Linked DNA regions of Mus musculus: regions 2 and 3 are each linked to region 1. Evidence: chromatin loops called from intact Hi-C (ENCODE). Cell type or tissue: left cerebral cortex. All regions are shown on one strand. Region 1 holds the start of Cnot2 (CCR4-NOT transcription complex, subunit 2). Region 2 overlaps Cnot2 (CCR4-NOT transcription complex, subunit 2). Region 3 holds the start of Kcnmb4 (potassium large conductance calcium-activated channel, subfamily M, beta member 4).

Region 1 (8,000 bases):
AGTTGAAAAATTTTAAATAGAAATTGAAGGACACCACACAGAATAACTACAGACATAAGAAAAAATAGCAATACTAAAGAGCTCAATAAACTGATGCAAGATAAGGTATTAAAATAATTTTAGAACCTTAAACCCAAATTTTCCTTATAGTTCCTTAAATGTAAATTTCTACAATAGATACCAACTCGAGCACAGCTTTTCCCCATATTGAAAATGTTAGAATGAAATTAAATTCCTTCAAATATCAAAACAGAAATCATTTTTGGTCCAGACAGTCACCGGAACCTAAACAAGAGCCACTTCTACCATATCAGTAAATCTTCTGACCCATCACTATATGCAAATCCACTGAAATTACAGTCCAACTCTGATGAATTCTGCCTCGAAAACCACCCAACCTCTGGTACCTTGACTTATTGTGTTTTGTGTTACAAAATCCACTAGAGGGACTGGAGAGATGGCTCAGCAGGTAAGAGCACTTACTGCTCTTCCAGGGGACCTGGGTTCAGCTCCTAGCCTCCACTAGCCTCCATGTCAGGCAACTCATAACTCTAACTCCAGCTTCAGAGCCTCTGGACCCTCAGAAGACACTTGCACTCACATACACATTATCCACATGCGAGCACACACCTATACATAATTTACACATAATTCTTAAAAATACCACTACAGTCTGGGTAAGAAAATCTCCTCCTAAAACTATCACCATTCACATAAGCCTTCCTCCAATGTCTGCTCAAACAAACATACAGGATCTACAGCCTGCTTTTAAATGTGTGACACCAAAACTAACCCTATAGTACATTTTTTAATGTTTTATTATATGTGGCTATTTGTGTGGATAACAGAAAACAATTTAGGGAAGTTGATTCTCTTGTTCCACCATATGGGTCTCTCAGATCAAACTTCTATCATTAGGCTTGGTGTCAAATGCCTTTATCCAGTCAGCTATGTCATTCATTTGACAGTTAAAATTTTAATCAAAAGATACTACAACTTAATATCACTTCAAAACAAAACAAAACAAAACAAAATTGTATACTTATTTTTACTGGTTTACTACTATCTACTCATACTCTAGTTAGATACAAAAATCAAATTTTCTAATCAAGCAAATTTGGCCATTAAAAAAAAAAAACCTATACTATCCCATGTCGTGTAAAAAAATTCTATAATGATCCATTAAAGTTTAAGTTTTGCTAATATTAGCACCTACTTAAAAACAAGCAGACTGCCGGGCGTCACACTTTTAATCCCAGCACTTGGGAGGCAGAGGCAGGCGGATTTCTGAGTTCCAGGCCAGCCTGGTCTACAGAGTGAGTTCCAAGACAGCCAGGGCTAAACAGAGAAACCCTGTCTGGAAAAAACAAAACGAAAGAAAGAAAGAAAGAAAGAAAGAAAGAGAGAGAGAGAGAGAGAGAGAGAGAGAGAGAGAGAGAGAGAGAGAAAGAAAGAAAGAAAGAGGAGAAAAGAAACAAGCAGAACACGATTACTAGTATTTCTAACTTGCCAGCAGTATAAAATATTTATTTTTGAAGTTTTAAATAAACCTAAGGCATCTCTGAAAAACCAAAAAGCACCTACCTTTATATAGGGAAATTAAAGGTAATTATTATTTTAGGGAGCCTATTATTTGGAGTTTGATTTCATTTTCAAATCAAATAGTTCTCAGATGGCTAGGCTATAAACCACTCACAGACATCAATCTGCTTCATTTTCCACCATACACCATTTATTTGTAAGCACTTTAGAAAGGCTGTATTTACTGATACGTTAATGTGCAGGCCACTCTCAGCCTGGAGCATCTGGTAAGGTTACAGGTATCTCTAGACTGCATCTGAGAACCAAAGTGCTCTGCCAACACATGCACTACCTTATGTGTGTCAATAAAGCATTAATAGGAATGCAAAAAATAAAAAAATAAAAGTCAAATACAGTCTTTATTTCTGGTCTAGAGTTAAAAACAAAAACAGGCACTTTTTTAAAAATGAAAAGGTTTCACTTTAAAATTAAGGATCTTGCAAAGTCAGCAAAAGTGAAAAGTGGAAGAAGTTGTCTGTGCATTTTGAACTTTTCCTTTAGCTTTAAGATGACAACAGACTGGATAGGCAGAGCACAAGGGACCATTTAGAAAACATATTAAAGACACAAAACCTGAACACAGACAAATATTTGAATGTAGACAACCATTTCAGTGTACTGGATTTTTAAACACTTCCAACTTGGAATAAAATTACCTTACAAAACTACAAAGGTGACTTCTGAGAAGGAACTGTTGTTGAATATACAAAGCATTCCCAAACATAAAACTGTTGTGAAAGTTACCACCCACTTATTTGGAAAGGGAAATCTATAGGAACACGATTCCATCTCCCTAAAACTTCTCACTATAGAGAGTAATAGAAAATGTATTCAGTTTTGAACATTAAGTGTGTCCCTTGTGAACAGATCTGGTTAACGTTCTACCATTTGCCAATAATCTAAGGATCATATTGCTGTATTTTATTAGGAACTGTCCAGATGATTAAAGAGAAATCTTTGACTAAGGATTTAATGAAAATGAAGCAAAACACTCTTAACACTTGTCTTCCCAGATGTTGAAAAGTGGAGATGTCCCCCTAGGATTTCCAAGAAAGTACCTATGTGTAAGATTTATTTATTTTTATTTTCTTTTGGAGGTAAAAGCGTACTGATTGGATCTAACGTAAATGCAAATAACAAAACCTTAGAAATAATTTTACAAAAATAAAATTACAATTAGATTTCCCGAAGGGCCTACAGATAACAAGAATTATAAGCTTTTCTCCTAAGCAAACAGTACCTCAATTAAGAACTACCGGGTTTCTTTTAACCCAACTTATTTCTTCTATGAAACTTTGAAGTGAAGACCTAAAACAAAACGGCAAAAGGTAGAGGGGGCCCGGCGGAAGTAGAAACCAGGGCTTGCAACTTCACAAGAGTGGCTCGGGTTCCTCCTCCGCCGCCCCAGGACCATCGGAACTCAAGAGGCTACACCACTAGAGAGGCTTCCCACTCCAGGCACGGGGGCAGAAGCAGCATCTGAGTTTCTCTCTCGCCTTTCCACCTTGCAAGAAAGGCCCCTTCGGTATAGCTCAGGGCCTGGAGGCTCCCGAGGCCCGTTAGCCAGTGCGATGTCCCCATCTTACACAAACAAACAAATAAAAAAAAAAAAAGAAAGAAAGAAAAGAAAACCACACAAGTGGCGGAGGATGCGCGTGTATGGCCAGAAACGTAAAGCTTCAAGGACCAGCAGCTGCTGGGAACGTGGCAGGCAGGAGCCGTGTCCAGTGGCCGGGGCTCCTGGATGCTGCTGCCGCCGCCACCGCCGCCGCTGCCTTCTCTCCTAGCCCAGGAAGCAGCACGGCGGCAGCGGCTGCTCCGCGCCGGCGGGAGCCGGGGAAGCCCCGCGGCGGGCAGCGGGGGCCCGGGCCTAAGCTCCGGAGCGGCTGCGGCTGCGGTAGCTGCGGTGGTGGCGGCGGTGGCGGCCCGAGCACGGCGACGCTTTACGTCCCGTCCACCCCGCCACACACCCCCTCCCTCCTCCAGCGCCGCCACCCCCTCCCCGCCCGCCCGCCCGCCCGCTCCGCTCTTCCCTCTCTCGATTGGAGCCGAGACAAAAGCAACGGGAAGCGGCGGGCCGGGACGCTACCCGCGGACCCCGGGCGCGACCGGACCAGCCCCGAGGCATTCCCCCGCCTTGAGGGGGCCCCCAATCCGCCTCCCCCGCCGCGTGCCCCGCCGCCAGACTTCCGAAAATTGGCCAAAAACTCACCGCATGAATTTTCTTGTCCCGCGGATCCAAGATGGCGACGTATCCACCGCGGAGGCTGCTGGGAGCAAGACCTTTACCCTCTGACCCCCGCCGTGACCCCCGTCGCTCCGACTCCGCTCGAAGGCGGCGGCGACGGCGGCTGCAGCAGCAGAAGCCGGCGAGCGAGCGAGGCTCGCCGAATGGACGGAACGCCGCCCGTACGCCAGTCGACCGTGAGAAGCACAACGCTCGCCTGGAGCCTTCCCGGGCTTCCGCCGCCTCCCGCGGAAGGTGCGGCGCTGTCTTGTGGCGGTGACCGAGGAGAGTGGGGCCTGGGCGGCCTCTCCGGGCTCCCGAAGCCAGACCGCCGCCACGCCGGGAGCTGCTGCGGCCACGCCTGGAGCTGCGGCCTGGGGTCCGAGCGAGCGGGCGAGCGCGGCCTCGGGGGCGGGGAGAAGCCGAGGGTGGCGTGGGTCCGCCCACCGGGGGACGCGCAGCGTGTTTGTGTTTGTGTTTTCCTCGGACACCCCGCCCCCGAGCACCTCCTGCGGGCTGTCCCCGGGCTGTCCCCAGCCTGCTGCGCGGCGCGGTGCGGTGCGGTGCCTGCGGTGCTTCGGTCCTCCCACCGCCCCGCTGCCTGCGCTACCTGGGTGCGCTCCCCCAGACACCCGCCGCACGCCGCCCGCACCTCCCGAGCAGTGAGTTCCCCTCCGCTGGAACCTAGGCGTTTGATCGCCGCCCCCTCTTCCTTTTCATGCTCCCCTTTTTTTTACCTGCCCCCCCCCCCCCCGGTCTAAACCTGGTGAGAGGAAGTAAGGGGGAAGCGTGTTTTTAAAGCACTGCCGGGAGTACTTAATCTAACCGAACGGTGTTTGTGGCACTTTATTTAGTTCCCGCCCGGCGCGCCCTTGGTAAACCTTAGTGACCAGCTGGCTCATCCACTAGACCTTTTGAAAATACGGTGGCTGTGGTTGGGAACTAAAGTGTTTTGCTCTCCAAAGCCGGACTGTCCCTGAAAGTGAAATTACTTTTTATTGCTGTAATACTCTTAGTTTACACCTTTGAACATCCACAAACTTCGTGTTTTACGGTTACTTAACTTGCTAAAAAGCCTCTTTGTGCTTTGAAGTTGCGAGTTTCATAACGTATCGCTGTTCATGTTTGAGTGGTAGAGCTTACTAATGCGGATTACTACTCATTTGAAGTAAATAAAGTTTCTGCTGTAGTTTAATAAATTACCTCCTTCCAGCCCGCCAGTCTATATAGTTAGATATAGATTCTGTGATAAACGGAAGCGATATATATTTTTATCATAGAAAGCTAAAGGCAAGAAATAGGATACAATAGCCTACGGTGAAATTAAAAGTACCTTTGTCATGGTTTTGAAAGTAATTTGACATAGCAGATATGCAGTATCAGCAGATATGCAAATTTGTTTAAATGCGGACAGGAACTGGTGTAGCCAGTAGAAAAAAAAGGTTTATTTTGCTAGGTTGTTCATTTCATTAAATACTCCTTTTCACCGTTTTGTGTTTTGTTGGTTTTTCACTTTAGGGAAATTCAAGAAGGAACAACACAGTCCTACATGGCCCCTCCCCCAACCGTGCCTTCCTGTCTCGTCTGCTTTCTCTTCCTCTCAAGTTAGCATCTACTGCCATAAGGTAGTGTGTTCAAAGACTGGCTACTCTAGGCGTGTGCAGCTCATGTGCGTGAATGCATGCAATGCAGAGCACCTTAATCTGGCTGCTCGTTATTGGGAGCCCTTAATGTGTATGTAGTAGCATTATCACATTAAGTAACATTAAATATTCTAATTCATTACTCTTCTTACGTATATTAACTTAAAAACACATTTTTGTCAAAATTTAAACATTGCTGTCACTGGGGAAGGTCTGAGAGTATTGCTATGCTTGGACTTTACCAGGTGAGATAAGACCATTTTCTTAATTAATGTGTGGAACAGGGATGCTAGGAAAAACTCCATGAACGTCCTAGCATTTGCTAAAGGCTGTATTGATGGCTCAACGTGACGATGTATGCACTCAATAAAAGATGTATGCACTCAATAAAAATCTTAAATCATCCTGTCGCACCGAAAACTTCTTTTCAGGGCATAATTTCACAGATCTTTATATCTAGCACATGGAAAGCAGAGACAGGCCAATCTCTGAGTTCCAGATCAGCCTGGTCTGCATAGCTAGTTGCAGATGACACAGGAATATATATATATATGTATATATATATATATATATATACATATATATATATATATATATATATACACACACACATACATATATATTAATACCTTGTAAAAACAAAATGACTTCATCTTCAAAGCCAGACATAGTGACATTTGTTGTAACCTATTACTGTGGAGACTTAGGCATGAGAGTCAATCAAAATTTGAGGCTAACCTGAACAACATATTCTATAAGATCTGTCTCCAATAAAACAGCTTCATAACAGTTGTTAATAATGATCATAGTTATCCAATTTGTCTTAAAAATATTTTTGATAGTGAACAGGTCTAATAATTTTGTTACTTTTGCTTGAAAATAGTTCATACTGATGAGTATATTTATGTGGTTTTGAGAGATGTTGTTTTGTGCACCTCATAGAAAACTCGATTGGATTGAGGGGGAAAGGCTTTATTAAGGAAAAAATGAGTTTGTATATATTTGCAGAAGGAAAGGCCTCCCTTAAAAAACAAACCAAAAAATGTGGATATAATACTAGGTTGCTGCCGGGCGGTGGTGGCGCACACCTTTAATTCCAGCACTTGGGAGGCAGAGGCAGGCGGATTTCTTAGTTCAAGGCCAGCCTGGTCTACAGAGTGAGTTCCAGGACAGCCAGGGCTACACAGAGAAACCCTGTCTCCGAAAAACAAAACAAAACAAAAAAAAAAAACAAAATTACTAGGTAGCATGTTTGCCGTGACAAGGAACGGAAAGGACAAGGACCTCAGACTGCCTGGAAAAGCATGGCTGACTTCTCCCTCGCCCGAATCCCATCAGCAGTGACCCTGTTTACAGATTTAGCCTGGAGTTAGGAAGCCACTGTGACTTCTGTCTGCATCCATCTTAGCAGCATTTACTGAGAACTCTACAAATGTTCTGAACCCCGCCCCTTCTCAGCAGCCCACTCCTGTCAACTGTTCCTGTGTACCAGCCAGAAGCATCACTTTAATGTTTTTATTCAGTTATGTTCCTTGGTGTTTTAAAACCCTACTCTAGCTCCCATATGTACATATAGAGTAAACCCAAATGGCCGCTCAAGCTCTGCCTTCTCCTATGCTCTGGTTCCAGCCTTCTTGCACAGACTGCTAGTTGTTTCCCCAAATCCTTCTCTTTCTGAGTAGTAAATGTGGGCACATGGCTACCTGGAGTAAAGACTTCCTAGCCTACGTCAGAGCCACGTGATAGCACTGATGACCAGTTGATTACAATCTCTCCCTCTCTCTAGTCCTTATCATGCAGTATTCTCCCAGAACAACCCTTAGAATAAAAGCAGGTGCCTCTCATCCCTTCGCTCCTCCCTGTTGTGCTCGGCCTGCCAGTGTAACATGTACACATAGGAATTGGTACAACCTTACACTGGTAGTAACTGAGACCCTTCAGGGCTTCATGGGTCAGAACATGGTAACTGCACTACATTCCTTTCAGGTTTTGATCTTAGGGGAAATTGGTTGTTTTTTTGGTTTGGTTGGTTTGTTTTTTAATCAAAACCACTATTTAGAGTTAGACATTGAGCCACCTCTAATCCCAACACCTGGGAAGCTGACTCAAAGAGATCCGCACACATTTGAGGGTAACCTAGACTCGAGGGAAGGAAGGGTCATCCTGGGTTACGTTGTCTCTGGCAGGCCTTCCTTGGCCACCCTCCCTCAGATAGCTCCCTTCATTGTTTATCCTCTAATATTACCTTCTGTAGGAGTAATTGCAAAGTGTGGAAAATCAAGCTAGGAAAACATAGCGCTAAGCCGATGAGATGTCTGGAACAAGAGAAATCACACAGCACACTATAGCAGGTCAGATCCCAAGACGGGTGTGCTTAGAGCAGAAACTCACTGAGGCTGGTTGGTTTTAGAACTTACTGAGCTTCAGCTGTTGAGCTCAGAGTGTCCCGTAGGAAAGGTTAACCCAGTCTGAGTCTTTAGATGCAGTTAACACATTACAGTTGTGCTGACTACAGTTCAGAGAGCAGCGCTTCTGACTCTGCTGAGAGT
Region 2 (8,000 bases), 96 kb before region 1:
TGTACTTTATATTGATACAGTATATTGATACAGGATGATATCCTATCTCACTCACCTTCCACTTCTTGAGTAGAAGACTTAGCCTTCTTTTGAACTTCCTGTATTTGAAGATAACTGTGATGTTTCCCCTTGCTCTCTGGCTTTTAGTTAAGGTCCCATGTTTTCCCCAACTGTAAAACGCACGCTTTGTGTTTGTGCTTGTTTACAAATGCAATGCACTTTGTAATGGGCGGTCTTCCTCTGAGACTTTCTGATGGACTCGAAGAGTTTCTAGCTGATAGGCAGAAATACACTAGCTATCCCAATTCCTTGTTACACTTTTTCAGTTAGCCACAGGAAGTTAACCCTCAGTCCAGTGCCTTCCCTCATGCACAGAACTGGCCAACCAGTCCCTCATCCACTGTGTTCGACGAAGCCAAAAGTAACGCCTTACAAAAAGCATGTATCTGAGGCCCTGGATCACTGGGCTGCGGGCGCGGCTCGCAGGTACAGCGTGCTTGCGTATCTAGCTTTATTGAGACGCATGCTTAAGCCCAAATACCACAAAACCAAGAGCAGTTACTGTGGCCCCTCCTACCACACTGATAAAACCTTTACTGGTGCTTGTTAGCTTTTTGCCACACACATGAACACGGACAGCCTTGGAATTTGATACTTGAAGGGAAATACGGTTTCCAAAGCCCTTTTCTCTACAGTGTTGCCCGTCCTTATTTCCTTTTGCACTGATGACATCTGAAGCCTTCTATAAAATATGCAACAGTAAACCCACCCACAATGCTATTCTTTAAATACAAAACAATAATGTATGTAAAAATTACTATGTCACCTGGCAGCCAGAAGGCAGGAAGGGACATGCAACAAGCATCCAAAAGAGCATTTAACTGGACATAACATTTCAGATGTATAACATTCAAAACAGTGATTCTTTTTTTGGTGGTGGTGGGGGAGGTTGGTTTTTTCCGAGTCAGGGTTTCTCTGTGTAGCCCTGGCTGTCCTGGAACTCACTCTGTAGACCAGGCTGGCCTCGAACTCAGAAATCCACCTGCCTCTGCCTCCCGAGTGCTAGAAATAAAGGTGTGCGCCACCACGCCCGGCTGATTCTTACCGTGTCCCGATTACACATAGTTTTTACTTTAGCAGTAGAAGCAGAATCATCAGTTTGCTCTATGTATAAACCACTCTTAAGCCATTTTTTTTCGTTTTACCATCCAAGCTGAAAACTAACGATCTTGAGATAATGTATAGCACTTGATTCAACCTGATATTAAAACTACTGGGTTGTTTTTCTCTTTCAATGCATTTATGTGCTTCATCTCCCAAATCTGATCCAAGTCACTGTTAAATGTCATCGCCAACAGGAACTTGGTGACATGCCATGAGAATTTACATTCTTGAAAGCATACTACTAAGTTTCTTAATTTACTTTCTTTAGTTTTTAATTTTAGTGTGTGCAGGATCAGGGATTTTAACTTAGAGCCTCATATATGGCAGGGCAAACACTCTATCAGTGAGCTATACTGCCGCACATCTTAAAGATTACCTCCTTAGCAGATGTTTCTAAGTCATTATAAACTTCATAGACAAACCATAGTTGAGAACATTTCCATTCTTCTCTTTTCACGTGTGCGCAGGCGCGTGCGTGTGTTTGTAGAAACTTTGTGCAGAAATGATGCTCTGAATGCAAATGTAAATGAAGTGAGCCTTGCAGGGCCATGCTCAGGCGCCTCATGTTTTATGGGCAAGGCCTAAGACTTCAGGAGACCTGCTTGGGAATGGAAGGATTCAAGATCAACTTGACTGTACACGGAAAAAAGTTGGGTTTCGAAAGCTAAGTGAAAATGTTCAAGATCTTCATGAAAATGAAATTACAGCAAAGATTTATGTCAATGCCTAAATGATTTAATTTGTACATTTTCAAACTGAAATGATTAAAAAAAAGCCAATTCATCAACAAGTATTAGTAAAATACCCATGGATAAGCAGTTGGCTTTTGTAGATAGTGCAAGATACTCTCAGTTCTTAAGGAAGATTACCTTGAAGGAAAATTTCAGCAAACACCTCCAGAAAAGCGTTTTACCATGTTACAGTGCACCTCAAGTACAGATCTCTGCATCCAAGCAGGTGAAAGGGTTGCGTTGTGCAGGGTACTAGCTTCCGTTCCACAAAGCCAGTTACACTCGGTGAGTTATGGGCAGAGCATACCCATTTGCTTCACTGGGGGAAATGAACCATACAACCACAAACAGAACCAAATCTAAGGGGAAAATGTGGAATGTATATATAGTTTCAGCCAATTTCTTTGTATGTAGGGTGGAACTTCAAATGTACATTTTCAATTTACAGTTGAAGTCAAGTTGACCTGTGACATCACCAAATTGTAAAAACAACGTTTAACAGGCAACTTTCCTTAATTTTGATGACTCCGACTCTGAAATAAAAATAACTTGGAAAACTGAAATAAGTGTCCACTTAAATTTTCTGCCTATGGCTGCTAAGAATTAGACCCAACACAACAAACCTGACGTGAGCTCCTTGTTTGTCAGTCGCATGACCGTGCTTCAGCTGCTACATCAATCATTGGAGACCACCTCCCTCCCTCCCTCCCTCCTACTGTCTTCTCCTGCCCACCAATTGCTGGCGGTTGCATAGGGAGTCTTATTTTATAAGGTTAAAGTTCACAGTAAGTATCAAAAACCACAACAGAGAGCGCACTGTTTAAGATATACCTCACCACTATTTGAGGGAAACTGGTATCAACGATTTGGATGAGGCATATCTTAAATAGTGCAGCATCTGTTGTGATTTTTGTCACAAGAGTTAAAACTGTAATTATTGAAGTGTCACCTTTACCGCTGAGGTGGTGCTCTAAATTCTGCAATGTTTTTAACAATCATGGTATTTTTAAAAAAAAAAAAATCCGTTTTGGCTATCTCTAAATGCTTAGGGGTGAATTTTAAGTTCAAAGTTCCTATACATTCCTGACACACAAACAGCATTCATAAATGTTACTTTTCAAACGTTACTTAGGCTATGTCAGTAAGTATTCACTCAACTAGGAAAACAGGTTAAAAATAAAAACTGAAAACTTGTATTCCACATAGCCTGTTCCCTATCTCTAGTCCTCCTGGCAGTTTAAGCCACAGTTTTGCCTCCACACAGTTTAAGAATTCAGTCACCTGCAAGTGTGAACCATCCAGGTCAGCAAGCTGAAGGTAAATTTCATGAAGACTAAATAAATCTCAAATTTCTACCACCAAATTCCTCATCAATTTCTCACAGAACAAACTTTCTGGTTGGGTCCCACCCTGGTCAGGTGCTAACTTGCAACGTAGCTCCAACCTACCCAATGCTCCCCTCAGCTAATGCTGAGGCCACCTTCCTAAGTAAGGGGCCCAGGGTGGCCCCATCAACAGATCTGCCGACATCGGAAAAGAAGAGGACGACTGACATCAAGTCACACCATTCAGAATCTGTAAAACCTGAGGTTTTCCTCTGTGTTTTTCTGGAGAAGAAGAAATGTCACAATTTCAAATCAAAGCCAACACTGCAGTGAGGAGAGCTTTTCTACTTTATTACAAAGAGAAGAAGCCTTTATGTGGTCAGAAAATACAAGATTGATCTTTTTCTCTTCCTATGAAACGCTGCTGTTCAAACAGCCAGAGTGAATTGTCTCAGTTCACGTCTTGAAGCCCCATCACATTCACTTGGGTATGGATGTCCTTGGCTGCTGAAAATCTGGCCCTTTAGTGCACAGGGCGACAAAGTCCCCTGACCAGCAGTTCCAGAATGTCCCATTTTCATATATTGCATCCATGCACACCTCCTAAAAATGAGGTACAGCAGGGCAAACATTTTCCAAAATAGATGTCATATATATAATATATACACATTCGTACATACATACCTTTATTCATGTGATGTCCAAAATTTAAAAAAAATGTACACATTTATTACAAAATCGTAACAAAGACTGGACAGTGTTTTGCTCATTCTGGATGAAGCTCAGTTACAGCGCAGCCCTGGAGCCCCAGAGACTGTGGCGATCTCTACAGTCGGATGCCTGCAGTAAGCCTGGCCAAACCGCCTTTCAGAAACACAGGGGAAGTAAAAAGAAAGAAGCAGACCTCGCTCATCCTTCCAAATGAAATACGAGAAGGATCTTCACATAAAAATGCACAAACATCTGTTCTTTTATTACCAATAGTGCTACAATGAACAATGCAAATTTTGTGGTCTAATTTTGTTGAGTCTTTTGTGGGTTTTCTTTTTTTACATTTAAGAAACTAAATGGTAATTTCTGTCAGTGTACTTGCTTGTCTTTATAGACCCAAGTCTGTCTGCTGGCAAAAAGAAAATAAATGAAAAAATTCAGACCCTGCTCAAAGTAGAGAAAACAAATTACAAATTTAGTTGTTGGGCAGCACATAATTGGTAAGGCAGGACCTCAAATGGTGACCCTTTCTTTACGTAAGCCAATTGCCAGATCCTCAAGGGATTAAAACCAGGGTGCCTGAGCCACATCAGCTCTGCAGTTATGTCGAGTATTGTGCTGAGACAGCCATACCCCAAGAAAAGGGAAGTCTTTTTAGAAGGCTTGCTGAGCAGGGTTGTAGTTGAAGGTGGATGGCAGGTGAGGCCGCTCTTCTAATTTGTCATATTCCAGATGGAACTCCTACAAAAGAACATCAAAATTGAGAATTTAAATTACTTCATAGTGCTCTTTTAAAAACATTTACTGTGAGTGTGTATGTGAAGACAGACAGACAGACACAGACACACACAGGCGCGTGTGCAAACACAGTCATGTGTGAGGGCCAGAGGACTATCTGCAAGGTATAGGACTTATACCATACATGTTCTGGGAATCAAATTTGGGTAGGTCATTAGTCTCCTTGGAAATAGCCTTTCCCTCTGTGGCATCTCACTAGTCTAAGTGTCTCTTTTAAGGGTTCCCCCCTCCCCTTTGGTCAAGATATATTTTCTATATGAATAATTAAAACGAGTCCACCTAAAGAAAACAGAGACACACACATACTAGCTCTTTCCCCTTTTAAGTAAGCAGTCCAGACAACAGCAGTGCCCTTTGCCTACTATCTGGCAGGTACACAGTATAGACTTCTGAATGTAGGATCAGTAACTCAGAAATGTGTATTCATAAAAATTATGTGCAAATTTTACTTAGAAATAAGAAGTGAAATTATTACAGCTCTAATGCAAAAGACTGAAGATTACAGGATGTTTAAAATAAAGCATTCCAATAAAGTACAAAAGCAAAACCAAAATAAGGAACGACCCCGACGTTTTGTTTATGTTTAAAATGAGGCACTTCCCAATATCCCTTAATGACAATTTTTTTTTAAAGCAAGGTTATACTTTAACTTCACTAAAATCTCAGGGAAACAAAGAGCTGAAACACACACATCTCAAGCGCTCCCATTTCACAGATGGCAGAGAACAGTCATTTAAAGCCACAGAGTGGTTTTGGTGTCTAGCTATCTGAAAGCTAAGTGGATTAGTGATCTTAATCAAACTGTTTTCAAGCTGGTTTTGTCTGTACTGTAGCTGCTTATTTGTAGGCTTATTTGCAGGCAGAGAGCACCGTGGTTTTCCACTTTCCCCTCAGAGCTTGGCTCAGGCCCCTGGCTTGTTGGCGAGCATCTGGACCACAGAGCCATCTTGCTGCCCCTCCCCACGCTTAAGACAAAGTCTTGCTGGGGAGTTTAGCCTGGCTTTGAAACTCCCTACATAACCCAAGCTGGCTCCAAATTCATAACTCTACCCACTCAGCCTCCAGAATACTTCCTACGTTACAGGTTTGTGCCAGCACTTTGCTTCAAGTTTTAAGATTTAAGAATACAAGTTTTCACGATCACCACTAGAAATGCAAATTTAAGTGTATACTTAAAACAAAACCAATACCCTGTAACCACAGAAAGGAAATGCTCTAAAATTACTCATTCTGACCCGAATCTAACTAGCACAAGCTATTCTGAAATCTCACTCAAGTTTTTAACCCTCAACATACACTGGCTACTGAAGATTAAATAATACTGTGCTTGGTAACAAACTGACTCTATAATGGATGTTTCTATTATTAAATTAAATGAAGTTTTACATAGTTAAAATGAAAGCTTAGGCCATAGTGATCAAGCTTTTGGACACCAAATCAAGTATTCAAAATCAGAGACATCACAATAACAATTAGACATATAACTTGCCCGCCTAGTATGAAGAAAACTAAAGAAAAAGCTATAGTTTATCCAAATTTTTTATGTATCTTGAGAAGTAGGTATTTAAATCCCCCCCCCTTCCCCGTAAGACACACTGAAGACTAGGATCTAAACTCAAAAGGGTCTGTCTTAATATAACATGTGATGGTTTTATGAGGTTTTAATACTTTTAATACAAGACTCAAAACAAATTTACTTCATTACACCCTCTCCAAATTAACTCTGAAAATATTATGTGCCTTCAAAAGGGTTAATAAAGGTACTCTGTGGTGACATCATTCTTAAAAGAAGTCTGTGTCCTATGACTGAGAAAGGCACAGGGCTACTTGCTTACCAGCAAGGAGGAGCAAACACAAGAGCTGCTGTCCTTGGCTCCCCATAAGCCCTTGTCCCTCCCAACTCACGGCTAAAGTTGAATATCCACATTTACAGTTAACAAAAATCTTCCAGTTAAACCATTCTTTGAAATGAAAATGCATATTGGCTTCTATAATATACAAGCTATAAAAAGCTTATGTGCAGTTTTAACCAATGATAAACTGTAAGTCACATTTTATAAACACTGGCAAGCTACACTGCTTTATTAGTACCTAAACCAATTAACCCCATCAATGTTAATGTTTGCCCATACATAGTATTTAAAAAAAAAAAGATTAGTTTAACTCTAGGGAGCATAAATACTTTAATAGTTAAAATATTCAAGTGATATTAAGAAATTATATAGGTCAAATCTTGTCTGATACATTGGTAATTTTTTTGTCTTCTGCCTTCCACATATTTTTATTCTTAAAGTCTTCCATCTAACTCGATTATCTATAGCATCTTTTACATGTCAATGACATGTCTTTTACATGTCAGTGATATACACACATACTATGGACAGAATGCAGAAAGGAACTGCCTTGTCTATCACATCTAACGCTTACAATAGTAAGTGGCCCTTAGCACTCGTGAGTTAATACAGCAAGGCTTCTGGGGGCTTGAGTGGGAGCAGCCTGCACAGGTCCATCTATCTGAGCTCAGTCACCAGGAGTGCAGCTGTCTGAGAGGACAAGAAGGAAGAGGTGTGTGCCCTATTGGAGGAAGTGTGTTACTGCTGGTGGGCAATAAGGTTTCAAAAGCCCTTGCTAGGCCCAGTCCCTCCTTCTTCCTGCTGCCCGCGTATCAAATATAGGATTCTCAGCTCCTTCTCCAGCATCTTATCTGCCTGCCTCCTGCCATGTTCCCTCTCATAATAATGGACTCACTCTGAACTGTAAGCCAGTCCACAATGAAATGTTTTCTTTTCTAAGAGTTGCCACGATCATGGTGCCTCTAAGACATTTTCTTTGTGGACTATAGAAACAGAACACTTAATTCTTCAAGGAATATTTTAACAATATGTATTGTTATAGGGTCCATGAACATACATGTTCTTAGTGGAAAATTTTGTTACAGGATAATGATTTTTAAAAGCTTAAGAAGAGTTCTAGATACATGAACAGCAATGTTTTCATGACTCAGTTTTCCTATTAAGCAAATGAGGCTCAGTGGTTAAGAGCACTGGCTGCTCTTCCACAGGACTCAGGGCTCAGTTCTCAGCACACACATGGTGGTTCACAACTGCCTGTAACTCCTGTTCTAAGGAATCCAACCCCCTCACACAAGCATACAAGCAGGCAAAACACCAATGCACATAAAATAAATTAATTATTTCAAAAAAAATAGATACACTTTTTTTTCTTTCTCACAAAGTTACTAAATAGAATTGACTTTATACACTGGACTCAA
Region 3 (8,000 bases), 110 kb before region 1:
GCTTGGTATATGTCATCAAGGGCTTTCTATTTTCGGTAAGTTGTTCTCCTACTTACTCCTTAGTTACAGCTTCTCATTGTGCCCAAACACTCAGAGTGGTTAGGACCCTTCAGCCTCCACCACCAGCACCAAGCAAACCAACCCGACCTCATCAGAATCTCTTCTTGGATTCCTCCTGATGGCTGTTGACCCCACCCTCACCATCCCAAGTCTATCTGTAGACCTCAAGTTAAAAACTTCAGTTTAGAACTAAAATTCAAAAGTCACTTAAGATACTTTCCAGAAGCGAAGAGACCCCTTTAACCTCTCAAAGAAGGGAGTTCTTGAGCCCCATAGAAGCTCAGGCCATATACTGGAGTACCTGGGTCCTGGGCTATCCCATGGCTACATTGGAAGGAAAAGTTAACTTTCTTTGCTCCTTGAGTTTAGGCAACCCCTTCCCGCAGGCGCTGGACCTGGGGTGGTCCGGAGCTCAAAAAAATCTAAGAACAGAAAAGATCTGTTTGCAGAGAGGCTCGCGTACCACCGCCCAGTAGGCAAACACACCCCGAGGTCTGGAGCCCTGGGCTCCAGGGATGCGTGCATGCACCTCATGCCTCCCTCGCATCAACTCCGAGCGAGGACAGTGCACTCGATTCTTCCCCTGGGGTCTAACCGGGACGTTGGCCCCGAACCTGCACTGTTAGGCGGGAGCTCCCGCGCGCTTACCTTGGGGTTGGTCAGGAGCTGGTGCTGGTCGCTGTGTAGCAGCGCCCTGGAGTTGGACTCGGAGTTGTTCACGTACACCTGGACGCAGGGATACTGCGAGGTGCCCCTGCAGTCGGTGCCACAGGTGAAGGTGCACTCGAACACCTCGCCGATCTGCTGCACCGACAGCACGGTGCAGTTGGCCGCCGTGGCTTGCAGATCCTGCAAGGCGGGACTGAGCCAGCAGAAGCCGAAGATGAAGAGCGACAGGATGCCGGAGACGATGAGGAACAAGCCGAGCCGGATGCTCTTGTCTTCGGCTTCCGTGTACTCGTAAGACACCCTGAGCTTCGCCATCGCCCCCCACTCTCCACGGCTGGCGCGCTCCCCGCCCCCTCCCGCCCCCGGCGCCGAGCTCAACCGCCTCGGGCGGGAGGAGCCGCCGCCGCCGCCGCGCGACAGCAGGGGAGTGGGCGGCGAGGGGGCGCGCGCGAGAACAAAGGGGCCGAGGCCGGCGACGCCCCCGGCGGCGGCGACGGCGCTGCCCGAGGCCGGGCTCCCGGGTGCCACCGCCGCCTCACAGCGTCCGGCACCCCGGGGCTCCCCGAGCCCGCCCCCGCCCCCGCGCGCTCCGCGCCCCGCGCCCGCCTCCCCGCGCGCGCCGCCCGCCTGCCATCGCCGCGGCCGAGCGCCCGGCGCCCCGACGCTGGGAGCGACTGGGCTGCTGAGCCCTGGCTCCGCGTTGAGCGAGGCTGCTCCTCCCCGCCCTGGGCGCCGCCGCCCCGCCCCGCCCCGCGCCGCGCCCCGCAGCTCCCGTGGGCGAGCACCCGGGCCGCCGCGAGCTGCTCTCGGAATCCTCGCCAGATGCAACCTGGAGAGATGGCGGAGACGGTCGAGGCGAACGCTTAGCACCGAGGGAGCGTGGCTGGGGAGAAAGTTAAAAGAGAGAAAAAAAAAATTTTTTTAAGTGGGGGAGGATGGCGTGAGCGTGCGAAGCGGGAATCTTCAAACTCCGATCCGGGGAGCTGCGGGGCAGCAGGCGCACCGGCAAAGGGAGCTCCGGTGGCGGCGAGCGACAGAGGGCACCGGCGCGGACGCGGGGGGATGCCCACAGGCGAGCGGCCGGGAGCCGGAGGTCCCCGCGGATCCCACGCCGCCACCGGGACCGTGCAGGCTAACACGATTGGAGCCTTGAGCGTCGGTGGACTTTCCTGGAAAAATAGGTGCCAGACAGCGGGAACGACCCCTAGGGGGTGGACGCAAACAGGTGGCAAAGCCTGGCCTCGGGCTGGTGAGAGCAGACTCTGTTGGCCTCTTTAGGAATATTGCCACCCTTAGCTGGCCCTGAGATTTGCAGGTGAGCTTTTTCTGGAGCTCTGTGCAAGGCGACCGCGGCTTGCAGACACTTTGGAACTCCACCCTATCGATGTACACCTTTATTCAGCCTCTATTCTCCTGACTTTTCCTTTGTAAGTTTAAATTTGCTTTTTACCTACATTTTTTTAAAGATCATAAAACCAAACTTGAGAACTGTTTAGAGCTGCGTTTGGAAGAATAAAGTTGTTGTTGTTGTTTTAACCCTCCTTTTCTTGTCTTTCAAGTCCTAGATGAATGAACTCAGGCTCCTGATGAATAACAGTTGCCAAGTCATGGAAATGTTAAGCCCACTCTACCAGACTTCAAACCCTTTGGCTGGCACTGACAGAGTTCTGGCATGTTATGCTGATGGGTATTTCCAAACAATGGTAAAGGAGACCTTTAGTGTCTGTTTTTCTTAATGAATAAAAAGGCTGCAGGACTTGGAAAAACTTTAAAATCACAAAGATGTCTCAGTGTCGTCTCCGTTTGAGAGCAGACACTGTATTTTTTGTTTGTTTGTTTGTTTGTTTCTGCCTGAGATTTCCCCCCCTGTTGGCGTCAAGGCATTTGTTAGGCACACGCTGGCTATAAAGAAGAGAGCTCCAAAGCTGAAGCGTCTTAACCTGAAATCGCAAATCTTCGCTGAGTGTTTTCCTTCGACAGATTCCAGATGCCAATCCTCATTTCAAAAAAGCAACCTCTTCTGGGATTGGAGATGGGGACGAGGGGTGGGTGAATAAACACGGAACAGGGCCGCTAAGGCTAAGGGACTAAATAAAGTAATTCATGCAACGTGCAGCAAGCCCAGGACAGAGCCCTAAGGGTAACGTAACACCATTACCTTACACACTTCACAGTTCAGTGTCTCCTGGGCGCCTTAAGTGTTGTGAATGAAACAACAGCAACAACAACAACAAAAACTGCTTACAACCTAGGAAACCAGGGCCAGGGAGTTCTGTCTTAACTCAAATGTTAGTTCAGTTACTTTCTTCATTGTTTATTCTCACAGGGATAGAAGCTGTTGTTCTCTCTCCAGCTTTGTGTTATTCAAACATTTCATTTTGATTCTTTGTTTTCCTATATAAGTTGGCTTGTCTTCTGTGGTAAGGGAAGCAGATCTGAAGGCTTCACAGACGAAATCAACTTTTTTATTTTGAAGGATTCACTAGAAATCCGTGTTAGTTTCTTCTCCTAGTGGTAGGGCTGCCTTGTAACATTCCCACCTAGGCTGCTTGTATCAGAAAAGCGCTCAACCCTTGACTTTAAGTCAGAAGGACAGGAAGAACCCAGGGGGCCTCGGAAAGGTTGAACCACAGGTCAACTTGGCACCTTCTGTTCCCAGGAGGGCAGAGACTGCACAGGAGAGGAAGCGAGACCTCCCTATGAATAGTAAGCCATCCACAGAAACTGAAAGACACACCATTCGGCACCAGACTCCCTCATAGAACACTGTTGTCTCCAATGGTTCTCTCAAAGCCAGAGCAAGCCCCAGTGAGCTTTCATTTAGAAGAAAAGCAAAACCTTCCCCAAGATGAACATTAAAGCCCCTATAGGTTTGCTTTAGTGATCAACACTCTACGGGAAACTTCTGTGGCTTACGTTAGAAGTGCAGCATCCAATCTCACATGCATGCAAGACTTGAATAGGAACAGAGCATGTTGTTCCTGTCTGTCATTTCCAGAATCAGCACATCGTGGAGGCTTTCTATAACAAACATAGTAAACACGTGCATAGCTAACTACACAGACTAGGGGGGGAAGCCATATTTTAACACCCTTTTCATTAAAATTCACATTTTGGAAAAGTTTTAAACATTTGCTACTGACTATAACAAGAGAGGAAGAAACTAGTAATACAACAAAGAAAATCTTATAGAAATCTTATTTTCCCAACTCACACGTAATTAACTTTAAAATATTTAGTTTGGGACCGAAGAGATGTGACAGCTTGTATATGTTTGACCCAGGGAGTGGCACTATTAGGAGGTATGGCCTTGGAGTAGGTGTGGGGGTGGGAAATGAGAGCCTTCTCCTAACCACCTGGGAGCCAGTCTTCTAGCAGCCTTCAGATGAAGATATAGAACTCTCAGCTCCTCCTGCACTGTGCCTGCCTGGATGATGCCATGCTCCTGCCTTGATACTGGACTGAACCTCTGAACCTGTAAGCCAGCTTCACATAAATGTTGTGCTTACAAGAGTTGCCTTGGTCACGGTGCCTATTCATAGCAGTAAACCCTAAGACAAGAGATGACTCAGCAGTTAAGGGCAGATACTGTTCTTGTGAGGACCTGAGTTCTTCTGAGGACCAACATCTATGTAGGCAGTGCACAATCACCTGCAACCCCAGCTCTGGGGATCTGATACTTCCTTCCTCCAGCTCTCGAATACTTACAGACCCCCACACACGTTTTTAAAAATAATAAAATTGGGCTGGAGAGATGGCTCAGTGGTTAAGAGCACTGGCTGCTCTTCCAGAGGTCCTGAGTTCAATTCCCAGCAACCACATAGTGGCTCACAACCATCTATAATTGGATTCGATGCCCTCTTCTGGTGTGTCTGAAGACAGCTACAGTGTACATATACATAAAATAAATAAATCTTTAAAAAATAATAATATAATTTTAAAATAAAGGTTGCAGGAGACAGGAGAGATGGTTCAGTGGTTAAGAACACTGGACTTTCTTCCAGAGGACCAGAGTTTGATTCTCAGCACCCACTCATGGCAACTCACAAGTCTGTTAACTCCAGCTCAGGGGATCCAGTGCCCTCTTCTGGACTCTTCAAGAACTGTATGTTTGTGATACATGCAAGCAAAACATCAGACACTTAAAGTACAAAGATTAACTTTTAAGATTTTTCAGTGTTACTAAATGATTTCTAGCCTGCTACGACCAAATTTTGTTTCGCTCCATTGTTAAATGTTTATCTCCTTAGGCTTTAGATTTGAAATAAATTTCCAGACATAAATAGTACCTACTTCACCGAACATACTACAACTGAGAACACTAGTACTTCCAGATACTTAGAAAATATTAGTACAAAATTAACCAAGACACCCCCTAAGACCTTACACCTCATTGAAACAGCAAATACTTTTAAAGTAATTTATTTTTAAAAGTTTGAAATTTGTTTGTACACAGGCCAAGCACAGATAAGCAAGATCCCAGACACAGAAAATGTAAGCAGCTTGTATTAATAGTAAAAACTGAGAATTTCATATATGCATATATGTTTTGATCAAGCCCACCCCTCCCTCCAACCTTGCCATAACCCCCAAACCCCTCCCTCCCCAACTTCATGAACTCTTTTTAAACCCACTGAGTCCACTTAATGTTGCTGTATGTGCACAGGCCATCCCACTGGAGCATGAACAAACAGCCAGGTGAAGCCTGAAGCCCTGAACCAAACTGACAATCTCCTTGCCCAACAGCCATAGTGTTTCAGCTAGGGTGTGACGTCACAAGCCTCACCCTCATCATTGCTTAGATATTAATGCTCTATTATTTAAAAAAAAAAAACACTGCTAGTGTTAGAGTTCCTAAATTCTCACCATCTTTCATGGTGAATGAATTATTATAGGGGATACATATTTATGTAGAAAGAGGAGTATTAGCTTTGGCCCCAGCTCTATTCATCTGATATAATCAACAATAATTTCAAATGAAAAGATTGGGGTAGAATTATTTTTTTAACATTCTAGGATTAAAATAGAACTGTTGTTCTAAAATTAAAAAACAAAACAAAAAAACTTGTATTGCTTTGTAATAAACACCTAGTCAAGGGTATTCTAAAATACTCCTCAAATCCAGAGAACATCTCCCCACAGTGGCATGTGGGAGTATCCTTGGGGGCATGGGCATACATTTGCTGAATGACTCTACAAACTAGGTTTACTCACAAATGTTCGAAATTAATCTCATGAGGGACAAAGTCAGAGATTAGCATTTCCAGGATGATATATTAAAAATAAATTTCAAATACATTATATCCAAGGGTTGGTCCACATCTGCACTAGGAAACCTATGAAGGAGACAACTGGTAGAGGAATGTTGGGGCTCATGGCTTAATCTAGCTCCCATTTATTCTGAATCATATTCCTGCTTAGATTCAAGCTACAAACACACACACACACACACACACAAAGATAAACAGGCATTGGCAAAAGTCACTAAATTATTCTAGAGTAGAAGGAAATCCTACCCCATTTATGTGAGAGAGAAGTTGGTATTTCCAGTAAGATTTCCGTGTCTTTGTCTGCACACATCTAATGATAGGAAATACATTGATCCCTACCCTCTACCCACTGCTGTCTTTGGAACATTTAAAGAAATAGAACTGTTATTATAACTTAGTCTTTGTGCCTCGCTGTAACATTGTGGTGCTTGTTACATCATCTCGTTTTATTTAGGTTAAAGACAGTTGTAAGAGTTTATTCTTACAACCTAGAAAGAATTGACTCCTATTAAGACATATGCAGCCATTCGGTTACCCTAGACCTTTTCTTCAGGCACATTTTCCTGCTACTTTGGTTTCTTTTGATGGGATTTAGGACACTAAAGTTTTATACCCTTACCTTAAATTCTAAGAAAAAGGATGATACAAAATTGGAAAGGAAACCCCACTTTAATGCTCTATGAAACAAGAGTCTGCACCTTCCTTTTCCACACCATATAATTTGCAAGTATTTCAGGGATAATGGACCTTGTTCAGGGCTGTCACTGTAAATGTCGAGAAGCCAGGGCAGTGATTGGCTCATCTTCAGTAGACAGTTCCTATTCTGAATAGGATTTGCAAGTCAAACTAATTTAATATACAAATTTTAGATCTACATTTAGAATGAACCAAGAATAACCCAAAGCTTTAGATAATGTAAATGTAGAAATATTTCTTAAGCACAGTAACAAAAATGGCATTTAAATAAAGGTATGTTTTATGTAATAGCATATATGAGGAATATTAATTGTTCAGACATTAAAACATGACAGTTATGTTTCTCTTAGGAGGAGGAAATATTTAACAACTCAAAACCAGACCAAATGAATGCATCGCTACATATGGTAATTAAAACTACATCTTAAAATAAATGTTCAGTATGTAGCAGATTTAAAGGTAGCTTTGAAACACTGTGGCTGCCCCAAATCTTTATTTTTATACACAAGGAGATGAAACTATTTATGTCATTCCTTCATATGTCTTCATATTGAAGTGTGTAATTTTAAAGGTTTTACCTAAGTTTTTCTATTATGCGTATCTAGAGGCCACAATGTTAAACTAACTCAGCCACTTGTGGAAATCCTATCACCCTTGAATTAAAGGCATTTCTTCCAAATGTTCCTTGAAGAACTCAAGTACTAGCAAAATTATTTCCATTATGCAGGAGAAACAAATTTGTCTTGGAAAAAGTCCTTTATTATAAATTAAGACAAATATTATGTGGCCAAGATGTCCCTTAGGTCAAATATAAATAGAAACTACCCTAACATTTTATGACCTGTCTATGCAAATTAGGAGGTCACATCCTAGGGCTGCAGAGTTGGCTCAGTGGTGAGGAGCACTTGGGGAGGACCTGGACTTGGTTCCCAACACACAGTGTGACTCACAACCATTCATAATCCAACACTCTTGTGGACACTTAGGTCACGGAACATGTAGACACATACATGTAGACAAAACACTCACACACATAAGCCTAAAAATTAAGAACTGTTTTCCTCAGCTGGTACCCAAAATGCTGCTTAGAGGACTTAACACACTGATTCTTACCTAGCAAGGTATCAGAAGATAGCTAATGCAAGGCAGGTGCCTAATGCCCTGGAAATGAACAAAAGGAATGCAAAATCGGTCTGTCAGCCAATGCTTGTGTACTGTTTACACAGGAACTTGGTTGGATTGGCAACACAGTAAGCCATGTAGTTTTTATAATTCCAATTTAAATGATTGGCAGAAAATTTTGAT

What was found. A loop is a pair of places that touch in the nucleus more often than their neighbours do. Peaks named below come from ENCODE experiments on the same cell type or tissue, not always from the same donor. Only the 100,000 strongest peaks of a DNase experiment are listed, where the experiment ranks them.
Region 2: it touches region 1 in a loop (3-fold over the local background); 7 of 42 quality-filtered maps call a loop at or near these places.
Region 3: it touches region 1 in a loop (2.9-fold over the local background); 7 of 42 quality-filtered maps call a loop at or near these places.

Annotation. Positions count from the first base shown.
Region 1 is chr10:116,577,660-116,585,659 of GRCm38, forward strand. Cnot2 (CCR4-NOT transcription complex, subunit 2) reads right to left here and starts at 3,852. Exons shown (of 16, transcript NM_001037846.3): 1 at 3,794-3,852. In left cerebral cortex, a CTCF peak has its summit at 4,331; DNase peaks (open chromatin) are centred at 3,105, 3,871, 4,272, 4,623 and 1 more place; H3K4me3 peaks cover 2,912 bases; H3K27ac peaks cover 2,361 bases.
Region 2 is chr10:116,481,615-116,489,614 of GRCm38, forward strand. It overlaps Cnot2 (CCR4-NOT transcription complex, subunit 2), which reads right to left. Exons shown (of 16, transcript NM_001037846.3): 16 at 3,547-4,672. The coding sequence ends at 4,586. Among named protein-coding and RNA genes, the nearest start is that of Kcnmb4, 12 kb to the left of the region's middle. In left cerebral cortex, no CTCF peak of the experiment used is centred here; DNase peaks (open chromatin) are centred at 3,968 and 5,738.
Region 3 is chr10:116,472,478-116,480,477 of GRCm38, forward strand. It overlaps Kcnmb4 (potassium large conductance calcium-activated channel, subfamily M, beta member 4), which reads right to left and starts at 1,046. Exons shown (of 3, transcript NM_021452.1): 1 at 709-1,046. The coding sequence starts at 1,044. Kcnmb4os2 (potassium large conductance calcium-activated channel, subfamily M, beta member 4, opposite strand 2) reads left to right here and starts at 686. Exons shown (of 3, transcript NR_130644.1): 1 at 686-1,910; 2 at 2,008-2,156; 3 at 2,289-2,510. In left cerebral cortex, CTCF peaks have their summits at 1,923, 3,218 and 4,825 (motif pointing left); DNase peaks (open chromatin) are centred at 907, 1,582, 3,370, 6,713 and 1 more place; H3K4me3 peaks cover 3,089 bases; H3K27ac peaks cover 1,831 bases.